3 separate regions of the Mus musculus genome follow, and regions 2 and 3 are each linked to region 1. The links are chromatin loops, found by intact Hi-C in ENCODE. Cell type or tissue: heart. All regions are shown on one strand.

Region 1 (8,000 bases):
GCCCATCCTTGATGGACCGAATCTTTCAAAAGCTAGCTCACGTCATGGGAAAGTTTTGCCAACTCCCCCGTGACCTCATAGGTCCTGAATAGTGAAAGCTTTGGTAACATGGCTTTCTGAGTGACAAACCGCACGGACCTTCCACGAGAGACGTGAGGAGAGTGACGTGGGCAGCTTTCCGTCTCCCGGCCGGAAGGTTCAATCCAATTTTGTCCAACTTCTCCCTCAAGGACCGGCCTCCATTTTTGGACTTTGCTCTGCATGGAGAGGGAAAGTTAGCGACTTGCAAAACAATCAAACGAACAAACAAACAAACCAGACCCCCACCCCCACCAATCTCAGAATCCTCTAGTAGGGGTGCAGAAAAATCTTCACTCATGACTGCAGCAGTAAACTCCCTGGGGGGACCAAACACTAGAAGCCCCCCCCCTCCATGCAGCTGCTGCCTCTTAATCCCAACCAAATGATAACCTGTTACTGCTGTTTTAGCACATTCTGCATTTGGCACTTTCAAGAAGAAGATACGCACTAAAAAGCTCTCTTAACACAGATTAGAATTCAGCGTTAAGATATAAAAGTTACATAAATGTTAAAAATACCTCCAGGCCCTCGTACATAGTCACCTTCAACTACCCAACCCCCAGGGGGCCCTGAACAAGTGTCACCTTCTGAGCACACCTCCCAGGAGCGAGGCGTTTAGGCATTCCGGTGGTGACAGTCGCCTCTGTACCTCAGCCACAGTTACTTTGTACTTCGACGTGGAGCTGAGCAGGGACAGTCTTCCAGGGACCGAGCAGAAGACCTCACTGGGGTTCATGACCACTCCCACCAGGTCCTTCTGGCAAGGGAGCCCCAAAGGGTTCTTGGTCATCGAAATGGGTCCTGTAGGGGACAGAATAGGTTCGCCATTAGAAACGGATGGGGCAGAGAGACCTTTACAAAAGGGCAAACCAAAGCTGAGGTCTGCCTCCAGAAAACTCCTTGCTTCTTGCAAGTCCTTTTAAAAGCCGTATCCTTGCTTTAAAGACTGGAGTCTGGAATCATGAGTTAACACCTCCAGACCTTAATTAGTTAAGATTCCATGAAGAGTTGTTTCTCTCTCTCCTCCCTCCCTCTCCCTCTCTCTCTCTCTCTCTCTCTGTTCCAGGCCACCATGGTAATCTGTTTAATTAAAGCATTTGCTTTCAGAAAAACCGCTTCAATACGAAATAAACGGCATCCTCCCCCTCCCCCTCCAAGATGAACTGAAGCCACGGGAGATCATCGCCAGACCCTTCAGTGCAGCTGACACCAGGGAATTCAGAAATACAGATTAGCCAGATCTGCTTAGGTCTACTCAGAAACTGTTTCCTTTCAGGTTTTCCTCTCCAAACCTCTCCCAATCCACTAATAGAGCTCACAGTCTCAAGACCATAACCGCCTGTAATTTAGAACGATTCCATTTCCCCTCAAAAAGACTGGTAACCCTGTCAGTGTAACTTAATCAAGAGCCACCCACTCACTGTAATCCGATTTCCCCAATCCCTCCCTCCTATAAACCCGAGGTCTGTCCTTAATAAGGCAGCATACTAGGAGAAACCTATTAAGTAGTGTCAGAATTAAGAGCCTCTCCTATAACTGTCTTCCACAGAAGAAGTAAAATCTCTTTTATGCCGGCAAGAAGGAAGGCTCAGCAGGGAAAGGTGCTTGCCGCCAAGCCTGACACCCAAGTTCAATCTCTGGAACCCACATAGTGGACAGTGAAAACCGACGTCAGCAGGTTAGATGTTGACCCCCACAATAAATGTACCTCTAAAAAGTAAAATTAGGTCAGTTTGTTGAAGAATAAAAATTGTTACAGAATAAGAAAACTAAGGTACTATTTGTATCTCCCCCCCACCCCCGTTTTTAAGTTAAATTGTATTTCCCACCTGTAATGCCAGCACTAGGGAGGTTGAGCCAGGAGGCTTACAAGGAATTCAAGGCCACTCTGAGTTACAGACTGAAACATTTGATTCAAAAAAATATGGCCACTAACAAAAAAAAAAAAAACCCAAAAAACAACAACAACAAAAAAAAACCCAATCTTTTAAAAATCACAGCTCCTGAGAGTTCTTTTCGTTCAGGCCAGGAACTGACTTTCGTTCAAGCGTGGTCTTCTCCACTACGTGAGCCGTGTTGGCCACTTAATACCCCAGCCTTTGCAGAAAAGGGGCAACTTCACTGGTCAGAGCCACGTGTTAGACACAAGCGGAAAGAGTCAGTGTTTACCTTTGCGAATGACAGTCTGATCGTGTAGGAGCAAGTGCGCGTCGTCCACATTCTGGGGGGGAAATGACAATTTCTTTTAAGTTTGGAGGAAGGTGGAAAGGCTGGAGGGTAAGGTAGAACCCCCACCCCACCCCCAGCCTCCCGCCCCCGCTGCTCACCTGCACCTCCTCTATGGGGTGAGCCATCTCGTGCAGCCCCAGGTTCTCAGCCAGGCCGGCTTCCAGGGCGTGCGCGTGAGGCAGCAGCAGGTCGGACCGGCGGTAGACTTCCCGCCGGGCGCTCACCGAGCCCCCCTCCAGCCCTGAAATATGGGGTATTAGACTTGCAGAGCGGCTGTGGTGCGAGGCCAGGCTAGAGCCCTCCTGACTCTGTCGACCCGGCCAGGCCTGTTGCTGGCTGCCGGTGGCCGCAGGCTGGTGCAGGGGGTTCATGGCGGCAGCGTAAGCCTCTCCCAGATGCGAGTAATGGTCGGCGGACTGCGAGTATGCCAGCTGCTGGTAAGGCGGCGGGAAGTAAGGAGGCGGCTGGTACTCTGCAACCCCGGTGTGCGAGAGAGGCGGCGCGGGACTGTAGAGATGTTGTCCCGGAGAGGAGAGGTGAGGGATGCGAGGGTTGCCATTACTGCTCGAGTCGTGGCGATCCTGGGAGAGAAACAGGAGAGACCCGGTTAGTACGAAACCCTGCTACAGCGAACAAGCAAGCCAGGAGAGGGGCACCTATGCGCCCCACCAAGCTCACACCACCCGTCTCGATCCGCCCCAGAGCCCGAGAGCCCCCGGGGACAATGAGCTCCCCGGACTTCGTTGTGAGCCTATCGGTCTAAGACCTGAGGGGACGAATCCTTCGAGCCCTCTGGCGAAGGTTCCCGCGCTGCGTCGCTTGGAGGTGCCAAGAGCGCGTTCCGCGCCACAGTCCGGTTACCCGTGCCCCAGGGGTTCGGCGTGCGGCGACCTCGGCGCACAGCGCCCTCGTTCAACAACCCTCCTCCCATGTCGCTGCGGCGCGCAAATAGCGCGGATAATGCGCAACGCCGACGAAGGGCGCGTTTCCCCGCCCCAAGGATCATCCCCCTCTCACTCCCTTAAGAGGCGGCCGCGCCGCGGAAGTGACACTCTCAGGTAAGGCCTCATAGTAATGTCGTCCGGAGAGACCGGGAGCCGACACGCGGGATCGGAGCTGTGATCCTTGCTAGCCAAGCCCGTGCCTTCTGCGCCTTAGGAAGTGAGGTCTTCCAGCCCGGCCATGGTCAAGGTTCTCACACATCCCGGTGTAGAGAAGGAATGAAAAGACTCTGCCAAACTGGGCAACCTTTGCCTGCGCACGTCCCCTCGCCCCAAGGCGGTCAGACTTAATTCCTAAAAGATGTGTCTTCATCAGTCCCAGGGGTCAGAAGGGTAGCAGGGACACAGGAGCGGGGCACTGTCGCCCCCTAGCGGAAGCCGCCCGGGCATGCACGCAGGGGCAGCCCCTCGAGGTCGTGCGGGTGCGGTGCGCTCCCGCAGCCTGGCCGCCGGCCTCTCCTCCCCACGTTCCCCGGTGCTCGCCTCGCGCCGCCTGAATCTTCTTCCTCTTCCCGCTCGCCGCCTCCCTCCCTCCTACTCTCCGAAACTCTAGCTCAACCTGTCCGACAGGCTAGAGTACTCGCGAGCGCTCAAGGCCCCATCTGGCTTCACCCCCACCCCACAGTCCCCAACCCCCACTTCTCTTGAAAACCAGGTTGCAGTTGTTTGGACTTTTCTTTTCTTTCTTTCTTTTTTTTTTTTTCTTTCTCGAGGAGGTAGCGGGGCAGGTGACAAGCCTTCCTTGGAGGAGACTCCTCAAAGGTGTCGCTGGCAGGGAAGCTTCCGTGGACACTGGACAGACTTCGTGGGAAAAAAGCCACGTCTGAGACCCGGAGACAGGGCGCTCTTCGGGGAAAATGGAAAGGAGGGCCGTGCGCTTCGTAGGAACCCACAGTTGAGTTCTGCGGGTGGGTTTGCCACGCTCTTGCCAGGCCTTGTCCCCGAGAGACAAGACCAGATTCAACAAGGGGCCCAGGAGATGGCCGAAGACTGGCCCTCATCCCTCCCGAAGGCGAGGGCTCCGCGCAAACGTCCCCAGCCTTGGCCAGCAGCCCTGGGACCCCGCTCGGGCCGGCGGGGCTACGTTCCCTAGCCCCCGCTCACCTCGCAATCCTCTTCATACTTGACATTATCTGTTATTTTCCACAACATGGCGTCCGGCGTCCCCCAAAATAGTCGCCAGTTAAATCCAGGCTCCCCCCACCCCCCGAGCGGTAAATCCACAATCGGGGTCACGGTGGCCAGGCGTCTGCCGCCGCCCCCGCCGCGCGCGCCGGCCTTGCTGTCCCAGTCACTGGACGCGCATCGGTGGCTGTGCACAGAGATGTGGTCGCCGTGGGTGTGTAGAGGCCGCAGCCGTGGACCGGAGAAGCCTCACCCTCACAGTGTGTCCCGGCGATAGCCGGGGGACCCGAACGCCTTAATGGGAAGGAAATTATCATAACTCCTCCCCGGGGGCCGGCGCCGCGCGGAGGCCCAGGCGCCGGGCGGGGCAGCCCCCAGCCAGTCCCTGCCTAGCTCCGCCCCGCACCCTGCCTAGCGTGTTGCAGGACCAGGCGTCGCGAGGGGCTCGCAGGGGCATCAGTGGGCGGTCTCTGACAACCGCAGACCTGCCAAGCTGAGGTGCCCAAACGTGGCTTCCTTTGCCTGCCAGCCCCCTTGCACACCTTAGACTGGCAGAGCTGACAGCTGGGATTTCCCCACCTCAAGAACCGTCCTTCATCCTCCTAAAAAATGGATGTCACTTGAGAGTTGAAGACGCCCCATTCCAGGGTGTCTCAACTCCTGGGGTTCCCTGACACCTCGCCCCAGCTGTTCCGACAGACATTTAAGGATTGGGCTGAGAAATAGCTAAAGTCCCACTGTTCCCTAGTGCCCCCCCCCCCCTTTCCCTCTCCCTGGGTACTTTACTGACCTGCCCACTGAGGGAAGGGAGGGGAAGGATTCCGAGAAGGAGTCCGCTCCCCCAGCTCCAAAGAGGAAACTCACGGTAATACCTGCTGTGAATAAATCGGACAACCGCGTGCTGCAGCTATAGCCCGAAGCTGTATCTGGCTGCGGGCCGTGGCTGGAGGAGACCCGAGCTCCCCCGCCCAGGCCCATCCCTGCTGCGATGCCCAGCCCTGCGGAGCGCCGGTTCTGCAGCTGTCACGGGCGGCTCTTCAGAAGCCTCTACTCGCCCAGGAAAAGAGGTTCCAGGCAGAATAAACCTCCATCGCCACGGGCCGCGTGGAATGAGGTGCTGTAAAGTGGGAGGGGGACTACAGGGAGGTCGCCCTGAGATATGGGCACACCTCGTCCCATGGGAGGCAGAAAGCAAAGCTTCTATCCACAGAATGCTGCTGCACCCCAAGATTTTCCGTCCAAGCCAAAAAGCAATACTCAGTGTTATTTTTTAATTCAACGAAACGAAAATAATTGGCCTAATTGTTATAGTTAATTTTTTTCATCCCAAACAGAAAGTCCACAGTTCTCGAGAGCTAATCTTGTTAGTCCGTCCCAACAGTATATGGAGATTGGCTTCAAACAGTGGAATTGGAGGCAGGGACTATTTCGGATTGATTCCGAAGCCAATTACACAATTCTTGATACCCATCAGCCCAGTGGCCAGGACCTGTTGGGAACGTGCCTCCCGTATCCACAGACTAAAATAATTTGCTCTCTTCCTGCTCCTCGTCTGTAAGCATTTCCCTAGACCCAGATAGGCCTGAAGTAAAGTAACTAAAATTAAAATAGATGTTCAAGCCAACCGTTCCCCCATGGTCTTAGAGAATAGCCGCATGCAAAATAGCTTTCTGGCCAGTTGACCCTAACAGACCCAGGAAGTTGAAACCGCGGGAATCAAGGGGGCTTTTCCGGCTAAGTTAAAAAGGCAGGCAATCCAGACCGAGCCTCCAAAACAGAGGCCCTGGAATTAGCGGGAGAAGAGGGCACCTGCTCCAGAAAGAACTGGTGCTGCCCGCATCAAGCTCAGGACTGGGAACGCCAGGTCCCAGGCTCTCTCTGGAAGGCAACTGTCACAGGTCTGGCGGGGTTCCGCTCCTCTCCTGGCCAGGGGGGGCGGTGCGGCTCACCCTACCCCAGGCTTTCCCTGTTCTTCCCACCTCAGCGATAATCCAAGAAGCCCAGGGGGACCGAGTGCTTTCTGCACCGGAGCTTTCGGCCGAGTGGGGAGGGGGGAGGACGACAGAAGGGCATGAAGGGTCTGCATTCGCCTTTCCTCAGCCCCCCCCCCCCCCCCCCGCGCCCCGAGTCTGGGGACTTGGGAACCGCTAGACAAGGCTATTCATTCTCTCTAAAGCGACAGCGCAGCGCTTGATGGAGAGGACAGTTGCACACAGGATTTCCTCGACTCTGGAGGACCCTGTCCCATCCACACCCAGCTTGGGGGCCGGGACCTGGACACAGAGTCCAGGTGCAGGAAGCTTCCGCCTTCCTTGAGAGCTCAGCTTCTCTGATGGTTCCCGCGCTCCAAACAATCTCCTACCATCGCCCACGGAAAGACGTTGACCCGTGTGGTTGTACCCCTTGGCAGCCAGGGCTGGGTAAGGTGTCCTGCCCACCTCCCATTCCCCCCGTCCCCGGGACTAAGAACTTGCTCTAAGGTCCCCGTGCAGAGATATGGGAGTGGAAGGAAGGCTGCCAGGGGCTCAGCTCTGCCGCCCCCTAGGGAGCCTGCAGTCACTCACACTCTGGCAACGCAGGTCGGTCCCTCTCATTGGGACGAGACTGGAGCCGCCCAGGTGTGTGTGAGTGAGTGTGTGTGTGCGCGCGCGCGCTCACCGGCACCCTAAATGCCCAAATGTGAGACACCTCCAAAGAAACACGCGAGGGTGCGTCTGTCAATGTGGCTTGGGGTCTCCAGTCTCCTATCCTGCCACCACCCAAGGCCAAAGAAGTCAGTTTGGAGTTTTCTATTATAAAACTGGACTGAAGTGCAGGCGGCAAGACTCCTCTTTTGGCCTTAGGGAAAGGGCTCCTAAGAAAAGGTGGACCCCGAGCACTTCGCAAGTGCGGCGCCACGTCCGGGGGTGGGGTGGGGAACTCTATTCCGCGCCCCTAGGGACAATGAAGGACTACAGTCAACTACCTAGCAGCCTGGGTTGGGCAGGGCCCTAGAAACCGGTTTCTGCCACAAATCTCTGGAGGAGGGTGTCCATCCACGCCCCACCCTCCTGTCCTAGAATGGGCAAGCACCGGACTTTGGGCAAAAGCCGGAGGGATGGCTCCGTGGATAGAGGCGCCTGCCGCCAAGTTTAAAAACACAGGGTAGGAAGAGAGAACCTACTCCCGCCACAGATCCACGGCCATACACACAGTGCGTACCTATCCACGGCCATACACACAGCGCGTGTGCACACACTCTAAACACATGCACAATAAAGACATACCTTTTAAAACACAAAGAGCTTCCAGAACTAAGCGCAGAGGTGTTGTTGATAACAATCCTCGGGCGCTCCAAAATAATGCCCATCGATTTTTTAAAATTTCTAACAGAATAAATGTAGGCCCATAGATGTAGGGACCTCAGCCCCACTCAGCTCAGTGAGTCTAGCTCAGGGCCGCAGGGGCCTGAAGCGGTTTCCCAGCCTTTGGGTCTTCCTACTAGGCAACTCTTTACAAACAGGCAAAGTAAAACGAAATTCGAACCCTTGACTTTACCAGGCTCCCCGGGACCCATTTTGTCCA
Region 2 (8,000 bases), 450 kb before region 1:
CATCTGAAGAACAGTTCCTGGGTGCCAAGAAAAGTTCTTAACAAGCAGCATAAAGTGCAGGTGAGTCAGGTACGAGGACCTGTGGGCAGTGCCCGGCTATGGTGCTGCCATTCAGAAGGATGCAGTTTCTACACTGTGTCTTTGAAAGGACCACACACTGCATAAGCCTTGGCCTCAGTTCACCCAGACAGAGTGGAGCTGAAGGGCAGGCAGGCTCGCCAGCATGGCAGTTGCCTGAGAAGCACTTACATCATTCGCCCATGATCCTGCAATAAGGAAGTTGCCTGGTAAAGTTGGCGGGCTGAAAGACAGACAACCGATGCTGTCATCAGGAGAAGATGTCACTTCGATATCCTGGGGAGGGAAGGCCAGGGTTAAATGCACACATCACCACCATAAGGCATCCCTCTCTTGTTTTACATTTTTATTTTTTAATTTTTTTTGGTTTTCTGAGACAGGGTTTCTCTGTGTAGCCCTAGCTGTCCTGTAACTTACTCTGTAGACCAGGCTGGCCTAGAACTCAGAAATCTGCCTGCCTCTGCCTCTGCCTCCCGAGTGCTGGGATTAAAGGCGTGCGCCACCACCGCCCGGCGGTACCTCTCTTTCTATCCAGAACCTCGAGCTCATCTCTGCCTTGAGACCTAACTGGATCTTACCTTTCCTTACTCTGATCAAACACAGGAGCAGTACACAGGTCAAGGAAAATACTAGAGCTGCAGGCTTCACCATGTGCTAAAAGAAAGGCACCAAGGCGGCATTTGCACAAGGCGGCTCCCACCTGCTCCACCTGTCTGGCCAAGCTGCCCCACGCCTACCCCAGTCCTAGCTTTCCTGCGGTACAGACAGACAACAGGACATTCTCCAGGTCTGTTGTGAGAGCCACACCACATTATGCAGCAAGCTGGCCCTGGGAAGCTCCGGCTCTCTCAGGTGGCTTGGCAGTTGTAATGAGGACATGTGAGGGCAGGACACCAGCTCTGCTGAGGACGAGCTATGTGTGCCGGGGTTCCTCAGCTTCATCTTGTGAGAGAGACCCCCACCCGATTCTCTTCACCCAACATGAGGCTCCCTGGCTCTCTGCATGCCCTGTGGGGGTCCAGGTGATACCTTCATTGGATTGTGGTTATCTGTGGTTGTGCTCCCAAACATGCTGGTCCCACCAGTCCCAAATCCAGAGGTTGATCCAAACAGACTCATGTTGGCTGGAAAACACAAAGTGGAAACCATTAAGGACTGGCCCCTCTTAGGTACAAAGTACACAGTAGAAACTAGCACTGTGGTGCTAAGCCAGCCTTGCTCTTTAGAAGAGATTTAAATATTCCACAAGCAGAATGCCTAATAAAAGGAGCCGTTCTCAGAGGCAGGCAGATTTCTGAGTTCGAGGCCAGCCTGGTCTACAAAGTGAGTTCCAGGAGAGCCAGGGCTATACAGAGAAACCCTGTTTCAGGGGGAAGAAAAAAAGCCGCTCTGCCCAGCATAGTATAATCAGAACACTTGGGCAAAGGCAGGTAGATCTGAGGATGAGGTCAGCCTGGTCTACATACTGAATTCCAGGCCAGACAGGGCTACACAGAGGCTGTGTCTGTGCACACACACACACACACACAGAGGCTGTGTCTGTGCGCGCACACACACACACACACACACACACACTATTATTTTTAGAGCATTGTTAGCCTCTGGAAGCTATGAAGGAAGACTTTCCTACATCCACATCTACTTTACTGTCTAGGGAGGATGCCCTTGCTAGCACTAGGGCACCAACGCAGACATATTACAGTGCTTCAGTCAGCAGCTAGGAAAGAGGTATCACTCTCCAGAGTCAGAACTGCACACTGGGCACCCAGCAGTGGGCAGAGGGGCCTCCTGTGCCCAGGGTCCCCCTTCCTCTCTATTTTAGGTCAATGTCTACATGATGTTACCTAGAAAGAACAACCAGTTCTGGCAGGTGTTCCACAATTTCTCAGGGCTTTAAGAAAAGCAGTTCATGCCAGGCAGTGGTGGCACATGCCTTTAAATCCCAGCATTTGCGAGGCAGAGGCAGGCGGATCTCTGAGAGTTGAGGCCAACCTTGTCTACAGAGTGAGTTTCAAGAGAGCCAGGGCTACACAGAGACCCCGTCTCAAAACACCAAAAAAGAAAAGAACAATCCAAAGCAATCTACTTTGGCCCACTGAGTACTGAAGGTCTGGTGTGACGGTGTAGACTTGGAGCCATCGATAGTCAGCACTGCTTTCTTGAGCGTGGCAGTCTACCGGGCCCTACCGTCCCTCGCCATGCCTCATCTTCCGGCTGTCCTGAAACAACAGTGCACATTCTCCAGGCTCCTCTGTGGCTGGTGAGTTGGCTCAGGTAGTAAAGACACTTGGTGTGCAAGCCTGGAAACCCGAGTTCGACCCTCAGAACCAACAGAAAGGCAGGCGAGAACTCCAAAGTTGTCCTCTGCCCAGATGTGGACTGTGACACGCATGCATGGCCATACACACAACAGGCAGAGAAAGTTTAGGGTTAGTCAGGTGAGCTGGCACAGGTGATCTCTGCACTTGGGAGGCAGGGTCAGGAGGAGCAGGCCATCCCTGACTGTACAGAAATCTGAGGACAGCCTGGTCTACAAAAGAGCCCATTTAAAGAAAAGGATTTGCACGGTCTAACACTGAATGTAATTGACAACTGTGTCGTTGCCAAGGAAACCATCTGTGCACTGTGACTCCAGACTCCCATATGCTTTTGCCACATTTCAAGCTGTTACTAAAAAGCAAATTCTTAAAACCCAGACTTCCACCAAGTCAGCCACCTCTCCAAAAGCGAGGCTAAGGCCCGAGCAATCCACAGCCTAATGAGGGTCGCTTCCTTAAAATAACAAGGAAAGGGAAACTGCAAGGAACTGTGGGAGCGCATTTGACTCCTGCTGCCTTCGAGACAGCCACGATGTGTCAGAGCCACCATAAGGTGCACATTCACGTCTCAGAAGACGGCTCGGGAGACAACTCTCGGGGCTGAGGACTACAAGCCTGTCTGTACAGGGAGAGGGATGCACAGACACGCAGCCAGGGCTATGTTTCTCCGGAGCGTGAGTTAGTCTTGATTTTCACCGGAAAAACTAACTCCTCCATCCTGGAGTTAGGAAACGAAACGACCCCCAGTGTGTGCTGGGATCCGCACGCTCCTCTCCCGTGCAATTTACTTGAGGACTTAGTTTCAGATCACCATGCGCACGTGAGAAGAGCAAGGGCGTACCGGGTGCCCTGCAGCGGGGGTGAAGAGGCGGTCGGACCTCTGGCAGGCAGCGCAGCCATCTCTCCAGCTCCCGTAGCTCTCAGGGGCCTTTCTCCTGGCTGACTGGGTTAGCTCGGGCTGCTCCCAAGCGTCCGACCACGCCCGCCGGCTCGGCCGTGCCCCTCCCATCCGCGCACGCCGCGGTCCCCCACCGTCCCCTCACCCCCGTGGCCTGGGCGGTGTGCGCACGCGGAGAGGCCCGGCCTACCTAGCGGAGCGCACGGGGTCCGGCTGCAGAGAGGGGCTCGGTCTCCTCACGCGGGCCCGGGCTTCCCGGAGGGAGCGCGGCGGCCGCCTGAGGAACACGCACGCGGCGGGGCCCGAAGCCACGGACCTGCTCTGGCGCGGGGCAGAGGGGGCGCAGCCGGGAGACCCCAGACCGCCGAGTCGTCCGCCTCAAGCCGGTGGAAACTGCCCCGTTACCACAGAAGCACCGCGCACGCGCCACGAGCCACTTCCGGGACTGCCCGGAAAGCGTCAGAGCACGGCGTCCCGCCCCTCTCAAGGCGGGCGCACATGCGCAGAAGCCCTGCTGAGGGCGAGAGGAAGTGTTTATGCCAGCAGTTGTGCGTTTGTGGAAAGTCGGCCAGCGCAGTTGCCAGGCAACTAGTTGAGAGAGGGCGTTGTTTTCGCGTGTGTATCGTTATATTGATTGTTGTTTAAACGTCTAAAGATGATCGTGGAGCCGAAGAGATGGCTCAGCGGCCAAGAGCAGTGGCTTCTTGGGGAAGACCCAGATTCTATTCCCAACACCTACTGGACGGCTCACAGGTCCAAGAGAACCAACACCAGTTCTTGGAGAACTGACGCCCTCTTCTGGTCTCTGTGGTCATTGCACGCAGTGGTGCTTAAACTTCTTCAGGCAACATACTCATATACATGTAAAAACAAAAAACAAACAAACAAACAAACAAAAAAAGAGTTCCCCAGCTCAGATCTAGCACTGTCCTCTGAGAGGCTGCCTACTTGGAACATCCCGAGCGGTATGATAAGGGGAATGGTTCCTACTCCCTGAGATGTTTAAGATTTATTTCCGTGCATGGATGTTGTCCCTGTGTGTATGTATATGCACCACATGCTTGGGGAGGCATGAAAACTGTGTAGGAGCCCCTGGAACAGGAGTTACAGATAGTCGAACCATCATGTGGGTACTGGGAACCGAACCATGGCTCTCTTCAAGAGCAACAAGTACACTTAATTACTGAGCCCCATGTACTAATAGGTCAGTATTAAGCCTGTTTGAAACACAAAAGTCCTGCTCTATGAAACATTCCACATAGAGTGTTTAAGGTGTCAGATAAAATGACAACATAGTTAGCTAGATTCCAGAATGGGGGTTCCAATGAACCAATCAGGGAAAGCGGTTTTAGAGAGAGAGAAAGGACAAGTGTCAGTGAGGAAGAACAAAATGTGATTGGTCCCTACAAAATTAGTTTCCTTGTTGGGCAACTTGGCAGGCCTTCCAATCCCTGCACGCAGGAGGTAGAGGCAGGGGGTGGGGGGGGGCGTCTCTGTGAGTTCTAGGCCAATCAGAACTACACAGAAATGTTCTGTCTCCAAAACAATTTTTAAAAATGTAAGGCAGGAACAGGGTTACAGAACAATGGAATAAAAACTGGCCGCTGGTTACCTGTCTTAAGGGACCTCAGTACAACACAGAGGAAACAGGCCTGTCTAGGACACTTGGTGATCATCTACTTACTCCCATCCCCTGAGAAGTCAAATAACAAGGTTTAGTTAGCGTACATAGTGTTTGGTTTGTCGTCGTCGTGTTTATTCCTGTTGGGGCTCAGGGGAAGAGTTGGGTCCAGAGTAGAGGGCTCCTTTAGGTTGGTTTCACAGGGCATTGTTACTATGACCTTCCCAGGACCCGCCCAGACTGATTCCTCTGTCTCCCCAGCCTTGTGATCCCTGTCTAAAGAATTCATTAACTAGCCAGCACAGCACACCCTTAGTGAGGGCAGCTGACAGTGACCAAAGAGGCTTTACAGTAACGGCCACAACCATCAAGCAGCAAACAGCACAGTTCCCTTTAGGGCCATGGCCCTTGCAGCACTGCATTATAGTCCTGCGGGGTGTGCTGGATAGTTTTATGCCAACTTGACACAAGCTAAAGTCATCTGACAGGAGGGAACCTCAGTTAAGAAAATGCCTCCATAAGATTAGGCTGTGCGCAAGACAGTAAAGCAATTCCTTAATTAGTGATCAGTGGTGGAGGGCCCAACCCATGGTGGATGGGGCCATCCCTGGGTTCTATAAGAAAGCAGGCTGAGCAAGCCACAGAAAGCAAGCCAGTAAGCAGCATCCCACCATGGCCTCTGCATCAGCTCTTGCTCCAGGTTCCTGCCCTGACTTCCTTTGCTAATGACCTGTGATGTAGACGCCTAAGCAGAATAAACCCTTTCCTCCCCAGCGTGCTTTGCTTATGGTGTTAATCACGGCAGTGGCAACTGTAACTAAGACAGGTGGTGTTGCAGCCTATGCAGCCAGCTTCAGATAGTTATCAACCTCGCAGGCCACGGGGAGATCATGTCGGGCAGAAAGGTCATCTTTCCCCCCCAGCTTTAGCATTCGTTACCATCCACCCCCTCCATCCCCTTGTTTCACAGACTGCGGACTATGAACCGTGGGTCCTGCCCCAGTGTCCTCAGAGCCTGCCAGTTACTGAGAAAATACCGAGCGCGTGAGGCTGCTTATGTGTCCTGGGTCCTCATGACCTTCTCTCAAAGAGCTTTAGATCTGTGATGTGAAATGCAGACCCGATAGGTCTGGGGCAGGCTGGAGGAACCACATTTCTACCACCTTCTCAGCTAGGGTTCTTGGACCAAAGACCCCACCAATGAATTCCAGCAAGGCTGTTAATGTCAGAGAGCTTTTAAAAAAAACCTTCATGCCTGGGCTGCACTCAAAAGACTCAAATTTAGTAGGTCTTGGGTGGAACTCAGGAAATTATTCTTTCCTACTTTCCCAGAGAGTTCTGAGATACAGCCAGGAATCCCTTCTGTTCAGGAGATATAAGGGCCTGGCTGCAAGCTGCCTGTCACATCAGTACACCAAACACAGCAGCGCCCATTCTGGGACCCTCTCTAAACTGTATTATGCAGAAGTAGACTTTCCCTGAGTACTCCCACTTCATCCTCACGACGGTCCTTTAGGGTCTTCCCTATTGCTATTGCCATCCTTGTCATGGCTGTGAGCTGGAAACCAGATTATAACATGTTCCCCTCCACAGAGGCAGCAAGTGAAGGTAACCCCAAAGCCTGGACAACACGAGAGGCAGTGTTGTCTCTTCCCTGTGCCTAAATCCCAAAGGGAGATCAATCATCTATGCACTCGGTATGGGTAAAAACTCACATAAGAATCAAAATACTGAAATTTTGGCTGTGAATATCACATTACCCTTATTGGTGAAAACTCAGGATGTATTGCAGTTTATAATTCTCTTCCAACTCACTGGGTATGCTTATAACTTTTGTTCTAGCCGGGCATTGTGGCACATGCCTTTAATCCCAGCACTCGGAAGGCAGAGGCAGGTGGATTTCTGAGTTCAAGGCCAGCCTGGTCTACAAAGTGAGTTCCAGGACAGCCAGGGCTATACAGAGAAACCCTGTCTCAAAAAACCAAAACCTAAACCAAACCAAACCAAAACAAAACAAAAAACCAAAACTTTTGTTCTAGTTAATTTTTCAACTTAAACAATATTTAATTTTGATATTTTATTTACTTGTTTTTATTTCCTGTATGAGTATCTGCATGTACACCTGCATCAGACTCCATTATAGATGATTGTGAGCCACCATGTGGTTGCTGGGATTTGTACTCAGGACCTCTGGAAGAGCAGTCATTGCTTTTAGCCATTGAACTATCTCTCCAGCCCCCTAATTTTGACACTTTTATTGGAAATTTCTCATAGGCTGACTTAAGGTTTGCAAGCAGTTTGGAGGCCAAGTGTGGAGGTTTGGGATCGGGGCACCTGGAGCCAGTTAGCTCAGGAGGCCTGAGAAGCGCTCACCAGAGGTTTCCCGGCCTCCCACATTTTCCTTTTAGGAGTCTTGCGCTTTCCCAAAGTGACTTGGAAATAATTTTAAGGAAATTACTACTCAAAAGAATGTAAGGATTTGAGTGCCCAGCAAGCTTTCGCCAGCAGAGGGCAGCCTTGACTTGTCTTAGGTAGCTGTAATTGTGGGGTGTGCATGGGGGTGGGGAGGGCAGCCCACTTGCTGACAAAGTCAGTGTTGCTCCACACCACCTTCTGCAGACACCCCAGTGTTTCTGTTGATGTGCACTTGTGGCACAGTTTTCAGAGTGTCTGATCTCTCCAGCAGCACCCAACAGATCCCTGTCTCACTAACAGTCAACCAGGAGGCCTGAAAGAAGCCCACAGGGACGGCCAAGAGGATTTGCTCTGTTTGGAGGACATGCACTGTTTGTCTCCTCGCATGAAATCATGACTTCTGAAGTCACTTAGCATCACCAGTAATAATGACAGTTCAGCTCCCAGAAAGTGGGCTGTTACATGCAGCTTTTGTTCTCCTTTTAAGTGAGGGTCATTGTGAGCCCTTAAGGAAAAACCCAGACTCTCTGAACATCTTTTGTGGTCCTCGTTCCTCCCCACTCTAACTATAAACAGATTCCAGGCCTGTCTTCTTGCACATGGGTCAGGGTACCTTGAGGGCATGTCTGTTGCCAGCTGCCGTTGGGAAGAGCTGTGGTGCAGTAACGCT
Region 3 (8,000 bases), 210 kb before region 1:
TCCTGGAACTCAATTTGTAGACCGTGCAAGCCTAGAACTTATAGAGATCCACCTGCCTCTGCCTCTCATGCTAGAATTAAAGGCATGCACGCTACCCCATCCAACGCCCCCATTGTAATTTCAGTTTTTTGTTTTTTGTTTTTTCCAGAGCTGAGGACCAAACCCAGGACCTTGTGCTTGCTAGGCAAGCACTCTACCACTGAGCTAAATCCCCAACCTGTAATTTCAGTTTTTAAGAAAAAATAAAATCATGTCTTGCAATCCTGCAGTTAGCAGTGATCCCCAAAGAGGTCCTACCCCTGAGTGTGTTTCCATGTTTCCAGTCTCTGGGGTGAGGCTTTTCTAGGTCCTCATAGGCCCTCATCTGAGCAGGTGGACATGTTGTGTGGAGAGTGGGTCCAGCCCAGCCCGGCAGGCTGTACCTACTGTGCACTCATCCGCTGCTCCTCCCATGGAGTGCTCAGAGGTTTATCTCATAGTTGATTCCAGAACAAGTCAGGCTGAGAACCAAGGCTAACACCTGGGTCATTCTACGGTCCCAGAGTATCCCCACTGTATATGCTACCTGCTTGTTAGTGTCTGCATCTGTGTTATCACACCAACTGTCCCGGCGATATGCTCTTGCTTGCCTCTCGTAGGTCTACTGTGTGTCAGTACCACTGAGGGTTCTGAGTCAGGGCTCTTCAGAAGACTGAGTGGATGCATGCTGCAGCTGGGGAGTTACTTGATTGGCTTGTATGATGCTGTCCTGGAAGTCTGTCTGTCTGCATGCTGGATAAATGGAGGACCTAGAAGCTGTCCAGTTCACAGGGCTGGGTGCCTCAGAGTCTAGTCTGGTGGTGAAGGTCTGAGGCTTCCTGGAGAGCCACTGGCCCCTTCTGTGCACATCGCTAGCCCCCCAAATCTGGATTCTGACAGCAGCCAAGGTTTCAGCTGCAGCTAAGGCAGCCACAAGGTGGATGCTGTCACCTGTAAGTTGGGAGGTCTATGGCATTTGATGCCTGCCTCTGCTCCTCCTGGCTGGGGACTCGGGGGCGTCAGGATTAGCTTCCAAATGGCCCTCGAGGCTTGCCACTTCTGAGGTCTTCGAGGACAAGAGTAACCAGCTCTCAGTAAGCAAGGACTATCACGCAGACTGGGTGCTGAGGAGAAGCAGAGGAGGTGGAAGCCCACCCAGCTCAGTCCCTGCCCTGCAGAGCCTCGGGGTCAGTGACAGGTTTGAGATAGGGTCCAGCTATGTAGTTTAGGCAGACCTCAAACTCCTCCTCCTCCTGCCTCAGGCTCCCAAGTGCTGGGGTTACAGGCACACATCACGGTTCCAGGCTCTGCGTTGTATCATATAGTCTTACCACAAATCAGTACCCATGTCCAGCTGGGGTCTGACCTGCTCATCCAAGGACCCCATGCAAGGTGATGGGCGTGGCAGGGGTTGACTGTCCAGAGCCTCCTGGCAGGGCTGGAGTTGGGGGTGCAGTATGAGAAGCTATAACCTCAGGCCAGGTCCTTGACCTCATTTTGCCTCAGTTTCCATGTTGGGAGCTTCGTAAAGGGCTGCCGCTGAGGCGACTAATTACCATTTATTAACCTCAGGCCTGGAGCCATTGTGGTGAAAGTCTCCACCGAGGACTGCGTGTTTTATTGTCATAATCACTATGGGCTTAGAGGAAATTCAAAGAGGTATTTTATTACCTGAATTATAGAAGTTTCTCTGCTTGGGAGGGACTGTCCCAGGGTAATTAGGCCAGACAGAGCCCTGCTGAGAGACTCTCAGCCTGCAAAGGCTTCTTGCTAGCTCTCTCTACCTGGGAGTCTCCTGACGACCAGGTATTTCTGATGAGTCACTGGGACACAAGCAAGTGACCCCAGGAGGCTGAACACTGAGCTGCACGGCCTATGAGCCAGGAGATGCAAAGCCAGAGAGAACTTGATCCCTGTTAGCTCCCTGGGTATCGCCCTGCTTGGTCTCTCTGGGGAGGTAGGGGGGCAGTCAGTGCAGGGATGGGGTCAGGATAGGGATGCCCCCTCACGGGCTTCCTCTGACCCCTGTGGTATATAATGGGGCACAGACAGAGCTTTCAGTTACACCGGAACTTACAGACAGACACAGGACAGCTCATCCCTGGCCGGTTGACTTCAGCCTTTTCACACTGGTTCTTATATGAGTGTGTCACATTGCCAAATAAAAGCCCGTTTCCCACAGGTCAGGGGTCTGGAAGGAGATGGCTGCAGGGACCATTTTGGCAGTTCCGTAGGATTGGAGTTCCCTGGAGGGATGGAAGATGACATCTCAGCATCACCCCAGAGCACAAGGGAGGATCGGTATCACTGTCTGCCTCCGTCAGAAAAGTAAATATTCCCCCAGAATTAGCCTCAGGACCTTTGCACATACCGTTTGCGCACACGTCACCGAGGCTGCTCACCCTTTTCCTCATTCCTGGTTTTAGAGTCACATCTCAGTTCCCAGAGGCCCTTGGGCCCAGGGTTCACTCGGTCCCAGTACTTCTGATTGACTTCTGACACAAGGATTTTGGGCTTCCTGTGTCCCCTGAGGACTGGAAGACCTATGGGGACAGGGACTTGGTTACTCCTATGAAACCTATGCCCCCTGTAGCCCCACCTCCAGTGTGCCAGGAACACAGAAGCAGAGTTTTGACATCTGTGACCAAAGCTTAGATATCTGGCTATAATCATCTGGCGATAATCCTTAGTTTCCTTGGGATGATCATATGTGGGATGTTTTGATGCCAAATAGGGGGCCCAGTTAGGTTATATCCTGGAGCCCCTTGGCTCCTCACCTCTGGGGGCCAACATGTCACTCCATCTCCTCAGGGAGGGAAATGACAGGGGTTGTCATTGGGTACAATGTCCTCAGGCTAGACCTACAAGCCTATTATTTGTCTTGCTCTTGAAACTGGCCATCAGGCCCACTGGAGGAAGAGCCTAAAGTGGCAGGCCACATCTCTCCTGACCCCTGGCCGCATTCCCACGACCATCCACAAAGATTGCTGGGCCCTGCTGTGCTGGGCCTGGCTGGCACCAGGATGGCCTCCTAGGGGCCATGTGCCTGGTGCATGGCACTCACAGGCTGCTGGCACAGACACAGGTGGAGGGAGTGGGTGGACAGACTATGGTCCTGGGTTGAGGACAGTGGCTGCGTAGCCACATCAGAGCTGAGGAGAACAGACACGACCGGATCGCATGGCCCTTTCCCTCCAGATCCCCATGTCTGTTCCCCATGCCCTTCCCCACCATGTCGTTCGGCCTGTCAGCTCGCATGTTCTTACCCCAGTCCCATGGGACCTTTGGTGCTCCAACCCACGTTGGTGTCTATCTGATCTTTGGGAGGTAGGACCTGGATTTCTCAGGCAAGCACTTTCTGGCTTTAGCTCAAGCCAAATCAGGGTCACAAGTCCCAGGGAAGCCCTACGCCACTTTCTCTCCCTCCGCTCCTCACAGCTGCCCTTCAGACAGGCTCCCTGGAAGCCAGTCAGAAAAGCCACTCTACTCTGCAGTGGGGAGGAGCGGAAGCAGGCTGGGCCAAGATGTCCTGTCTCACGCAGCTTCTCAAAGAAGAGACCTGGACCAGACAGCTGGGTGCTCCTGCCGAGTTCCTGAGCACAGATGAGAGCTTCTAAAATTGGGCAGGGAGCACCAAGAAAGTGCCCTACCTCACCTTCTAGCTGGGGTGGGAGTCCTCCTACCTCCCCATCCTGCCTCCCAGACATATTGGGCCAGCTCCGGAGGCTGGCTCAGTTTAGTCTCCTCAAACCCAAACTCTTAGGGCCTCTCTGCCGCAAACAGCCCGTACCCTGCAGCACCTAGAATTGTGCAATGGTCGGATGAACTTTCTGCCTGCAGGGGCCCTGTGAATCCATTTGAGGGAAGAAGGCAATCTTTCCACCTACTGCAGGCGGCTCATGAAGTGCTGGAGGCTGGCCTTGGCCGTGCCTGTCCGCTTGGACCAGAAGAGGGCAGCGTTCCCCTGCCCAGGGAGAGGCACTGAATGGCTGTGCTTGGGAGTGGTGGGGGTGGGGAGTGGCTCCAAGGTCCATTCACATCTTGGAATGGGATGGCTTTGCTGGGTCTCCCACAAGTGGGAGAGGACACAGGTCTCCCATTGGAGGCTGAGAGCCTTAGAAATTAAAGACAAAGTCGACTTTTCACACGTCCCTTCAGGTCATTCTGCAAATGTGCAAAGAAAACCAGGGCTGGGGAGTTGCTCTGCAGGGAAAATCCTTTTCCCTAAGCTCGAGAACCTGAGTGTGGATCCCAGGCTCTGACATGGAAACCAGAGTATGCCTCTAATCTCAGCTCTGAGGTATGGGGTAGAGACAAGAACATCTCAGGGGCTTGCTGGAGGGGGGCGGGGGCAATCTACACTTCTGGGAATTGTGCTTTCAGTGGGAGACCTTGTCTCAAAATAAGTGACAGTAAGCCAACAGACTAAACCTTCGGGAAGGCCAGGCAGCCTCTGCATCAGGAACTCAGGACTTCCTGTGGGATTTCATTCCTTCTAGCAGAAACTCTGGGTTTGTGGAGACAGTTGGGGACAATTGGGAACAGTAGGTTTCAGATGCAACTGTCATTTAAAGAGAACTCCAGCCACAGCCAGGGGTGCAGCTGAGCAAGGCAGCAGCATCTCAGAGCCTTCGTTTTCTCATCTGCGAAATGGGGACAGTGAAAACAGTAAGTAGCTCTGGGGTCTGATGGATGTGGAAGGCTCAGGGTAACAGATTGGTCTGGTGGGTTAAGTCCCTGGCATGGAACACTTGTTTTTCAGTGTGCCATTAGATTAGCACCCCAGAGCACTGTGGCAACATCCTAGATAATGCTGGCCATCCAGCTTGTCCTACAAGAGAGAAGCATGCAGCTTGTTTCCCATAAGCCCCTTGGCCCACTGTCTGTCACGCCCTCAGATTGAGAAAGTGCTGATAATGGTTGGTGCACGATGACCAAGTCACCACTGAAGGAAGCAGATTCTCGGGACTCAGCCCTTTTCTGTCATTAATTGGCTCATCAATACATAGCCATCCATACAGCTTACAGACAGGTCCTGGGGTTCCATTCAGTCTGTCAGCCGCCTGCCTTCTGGTTAGAGAATGAAGGACCCAGGAAATCAAGGGCAAGCTCTAAGGAAGACAGAAACACAGAGGCTGGAGAGGCTCCCCATCCAGCCCTGAGAATTCAGATCTGATCACATTTGGGAACTACTGAGTTCCCGCCCCAGGCGGGGGAGGAGCCAAAGTTACCTGAGTCACAGATCCAGATTTCAAAGCTCCCCACCCCCAACCCCTGCACACACTCTCAGGGGTCTCTGGTCCCAGTCTCACGCCTGGGCAGTGGTCATCCTATGGGTGGGGGTGGGGGGTCACCTTTTCAAACAGACTCCCTCTTCTTTGTCACAAGACAAATTGAATCCTGATAGTTAACACACCAGGAAACACTGCAGCCCCACCCCTGCCTCTGGTTCTAGTGTCGGAAGACGAAGGCTACTCCAAGGACCCCCTAAGGAGGATTCCATTACTGCATAATAAGGAGGCTGCCCATGGTGAACTACACAGAAGAGACAGGCGACAAATGGGTGTCTCTGGCACGTTATCTTCTGCAGCATGTAGATGGAGGTCCTGGGTGACTGCATTTCCCTAGGGTGACATCTCAGTGAGGGGTCTATAGTCCCTGCCCAGAGCCTGGTGAGGAGGAAGTGTGTGCTGGAACGACAGCTTAGGCGTTCCTGTTTCTGCCAGTCCTGGTCATAGCTGCCTAGAGACTAGCTCTCCCCTGTATCTGAGGGTGACTCCCTAAAGTCTGAGCTGTCCCTTGAAGCTGGCATTTCTGCAAATCCTGGAAACCAGAGGAGGTGCTTTAGAGCTCACGCTAAATGCAGCCAGCCCTCAGCTTTGCCCAGCACACAGGCACAGAGCCCTTGGCACGCTCAAAGCCTCGTTTCCAGCCTTGAAAGAGCTGGCCTTCTCAGCCAGCTGAGCCCGTGGGAGTGTTCTGAAAAGAAACCCGATGTCTCAAGTATTTGCCATCATTAGTAGTATTATTCCCGTTTTATCCTCAGCCGACGGGGAACTGGGGAGGCCCAGGCTGGCTCCAGGGGGGGTGCTGTCTGTGTGGCCCACAGAGGCTGGGCATGAGGACAGTCCCAGGCTTCTAGGAACCATGTTCCCATGGCTTTATTCCCTCAGTGGTGGCAGGGCTCACTTCTGTTCAAACCAGGGCTGCCTTCTCAGCCTTTTAAATCTGGCCGAACACTTGGGAGGGGGGCGCTGTTTCTGATGATAAGGAGTCAGCCATTTCAATTTGCCCGTGTCTCAGGGGAGGGCAGGTAGCTGGGCAACGGTGTGAGGGGTAGTGAAGGGTTAAGGGTTTTGGAATCAGAAGCCCCTACTGGCCCTTCAGATGCAGCCCTGAGCAGTGTGCCTCCAGAGTACATCTAGGAGCTCCATGCTGAGGCCAGGATACGGGGTGCCAGCCAGTTTGTTCCAGTGGAGAACTGTAAACCTGAAAGATGGAAGGCCTTGGGGGATCGAGGATCTTATTGCAGTCCCAGCAGGGTGGTGGTGGTAGGTGACCAGACCTAGAAACATACCCATATATCTCCTTGGGATGGAAGCACGGGGACTGTAGTCTGCTGAGGACGGACGACCGGTGCCTTATGTTTTCCGTTTTGTTTTTATTTCCCTTTCTCTTCTATCCCCTTGAAGCTGAGTCCAGCCTGCAGCAGACTCTTTTGAGCAGTGCGGAGTTATCTGTGCACACAGGCTTCCTCTGTTGCATGATGCCTGTGAGGCCTGTGAGCCTCCTGAGTGAACTCCACCCAAGGTCTGGGCCAGGAGCCTCTCTCTCACCGCCCCTCCCCTCACCCCTAATCCTGTACAGTAGGGCAGCATCAGGTGAGAGCTTTGCTAAGTGCTACTGAGGAACATTTATGAGCTAGTTGGTCTGCCCGACCTGTTAGGTGCTGGGCAGAACAAGCTTCGCCCTCTAGGTGGGGGATGGGTCGTGGGGTTTCAGAAATGCTAAACTGTTCACAGAAGGCCTGTTCTTCCTGAAGACATCAGGACAGCCTCATCTCCCCCTCTGTCTGACCTCCTGGGCATCTCTAAGGAGAGACCCAGCAACAAGAGCAGCACCCCAAGTGGGTGGCTGGAAAACCTTTGCAGCCAACACTGCTTCATTTTATTTGTGGAGCTGGCTGGATTCGAACCCTGGGCTTTGTGAGTGCCAGGCAAGGGTTCTACTACTGAACTAACTACATGCCCAGGCCAACCCTTCTTTGAATAAGCAAGAAGAGATCAAGGTGGGGAGGGAAAAAGACAGAAACGATAGAGCAAGTTGGCTGGAGAGAGAATGTATGCTACAGGGGTCAGTGAGATGGCTCAGCTGCTAAAGGGGCTTGCTGCCAAGCCTGAGAATCTGAGTTCGGTTCCCAGAGTGCTCATGATGGAAGGAGAGAGGCAACTCCCACAAATTGTCCTCTGGCCTCCACACACATGCTGGGGTCTATGTGAGCCTCCCTCCAAATAAAAAGAAATAAACCATAAAAATAAAAAATATTTAAAACTAGAATTATCAAGGAAGGAAGCAAACAGAGCCCTCAGACACCCTGGATAAGCTGCTGGTGTTTACAGCCACGCTGAGACCCCCACGCTATCTGTGCACCACATCATACCCTAACGCAGCAAATTCTGGGAGCCGAGTGGTGGTTTTAATGGCAACACTTGGGAGGTAGAAGCAGGCAGATCTCTGTGAGTTCAAAGCCAGTCTGGTCTACAAAGTGAATTCCTGAACTGCCAACGCTATACAGTCAGACCCTATCTCAAAAAAAAAAAAAAAAGTAATTTGGGGGATGAACAAAGATATGTGTTTAAGGATATTCACCAGATATTATAGTATCAGGAAATGGATACAACTAAATGTCCAGACATGGAACCCTGGACACCTGCAAGCCATTAAAAATCATGTATTAAACGTAATTCCCTGGAAAATGCGGA

The links. Peaks named below come from ENCODE experiments on the same cell type or tissue, not always from the same donor. Only the 100,000 strongest peaks of a DNase experiment are listed, where the experiment ranks them.
Region 2: it touches region 1 in a loop (2.6-fold over the local background); 3 of 42 quality-filtered maps call a loop at or near these places.
Region 3: a loop joins it to region 1, with 2.6 times the contacts of the local background. A loop is called at or near these places in 10 of 42 quality-filtered maps.

Annotation. Positions count from the first base shown.
Region 1 is chr2:172,546,298-172,554,297 of GRCm38, reverse strand. Tfap2c (transcription factor AP-2, gamma) reads right to left here and starts at 4,705. Exons shown (of 7, transcript NM_009335.2): 1 at 4,416-4,705; 2 at 2,409-2,891; 3 at 2,251-2,302; 4 at 666-882; 5 at 139-257. The coding sequence starts at 4,463. In heart, CTCF peaks have their summits at 3,684 (motif pointing left) and 6,981; a DNase peak (open chromatin) is centred at 4,747; H3K4me3 peaks cover 4,950 bases; H3K27ac peaks cover 1,863 bases; H3K27me3 peaks cover 7,598 bases.
Region 2 is chr2:172,995,861-173,003,860 of GRCm38, reverse strand. It overlaps Rae1 (ribonucleic acid export 1), which reads right to left and starts at 3,744. Exons shown (of 12, transcript NM_175112.5): 1 at 3,485-3,744; 2 at 1,108-1,202; 3 at 250-354. The coding sequence starts at 1,197. In heart, CTCF peaks have their summits at 4,090 (motif pointing left) and 7,408 (motif pointing right); DNase peaks (open chromatin) are centred at 3,760 and 7,440; H3K4me3 peaks cover 2,104 bases; H3K27ac peaks cover 2,635 bases.
Region 3 is chr2:172,754,681-172,762,680 of GRCm38, reverse strand. No RefSeq gene overlaps it. Among named protein-coding and RNA genes, the nearest start is that of Gm36156, 95 kb to the right of the region's middle. In heart, a CTCF peak has its summit at 3,964 (motif pointing right); no DNase peak of the experiment used is centred here; H3K27me3 peaks cover 6,744 bases.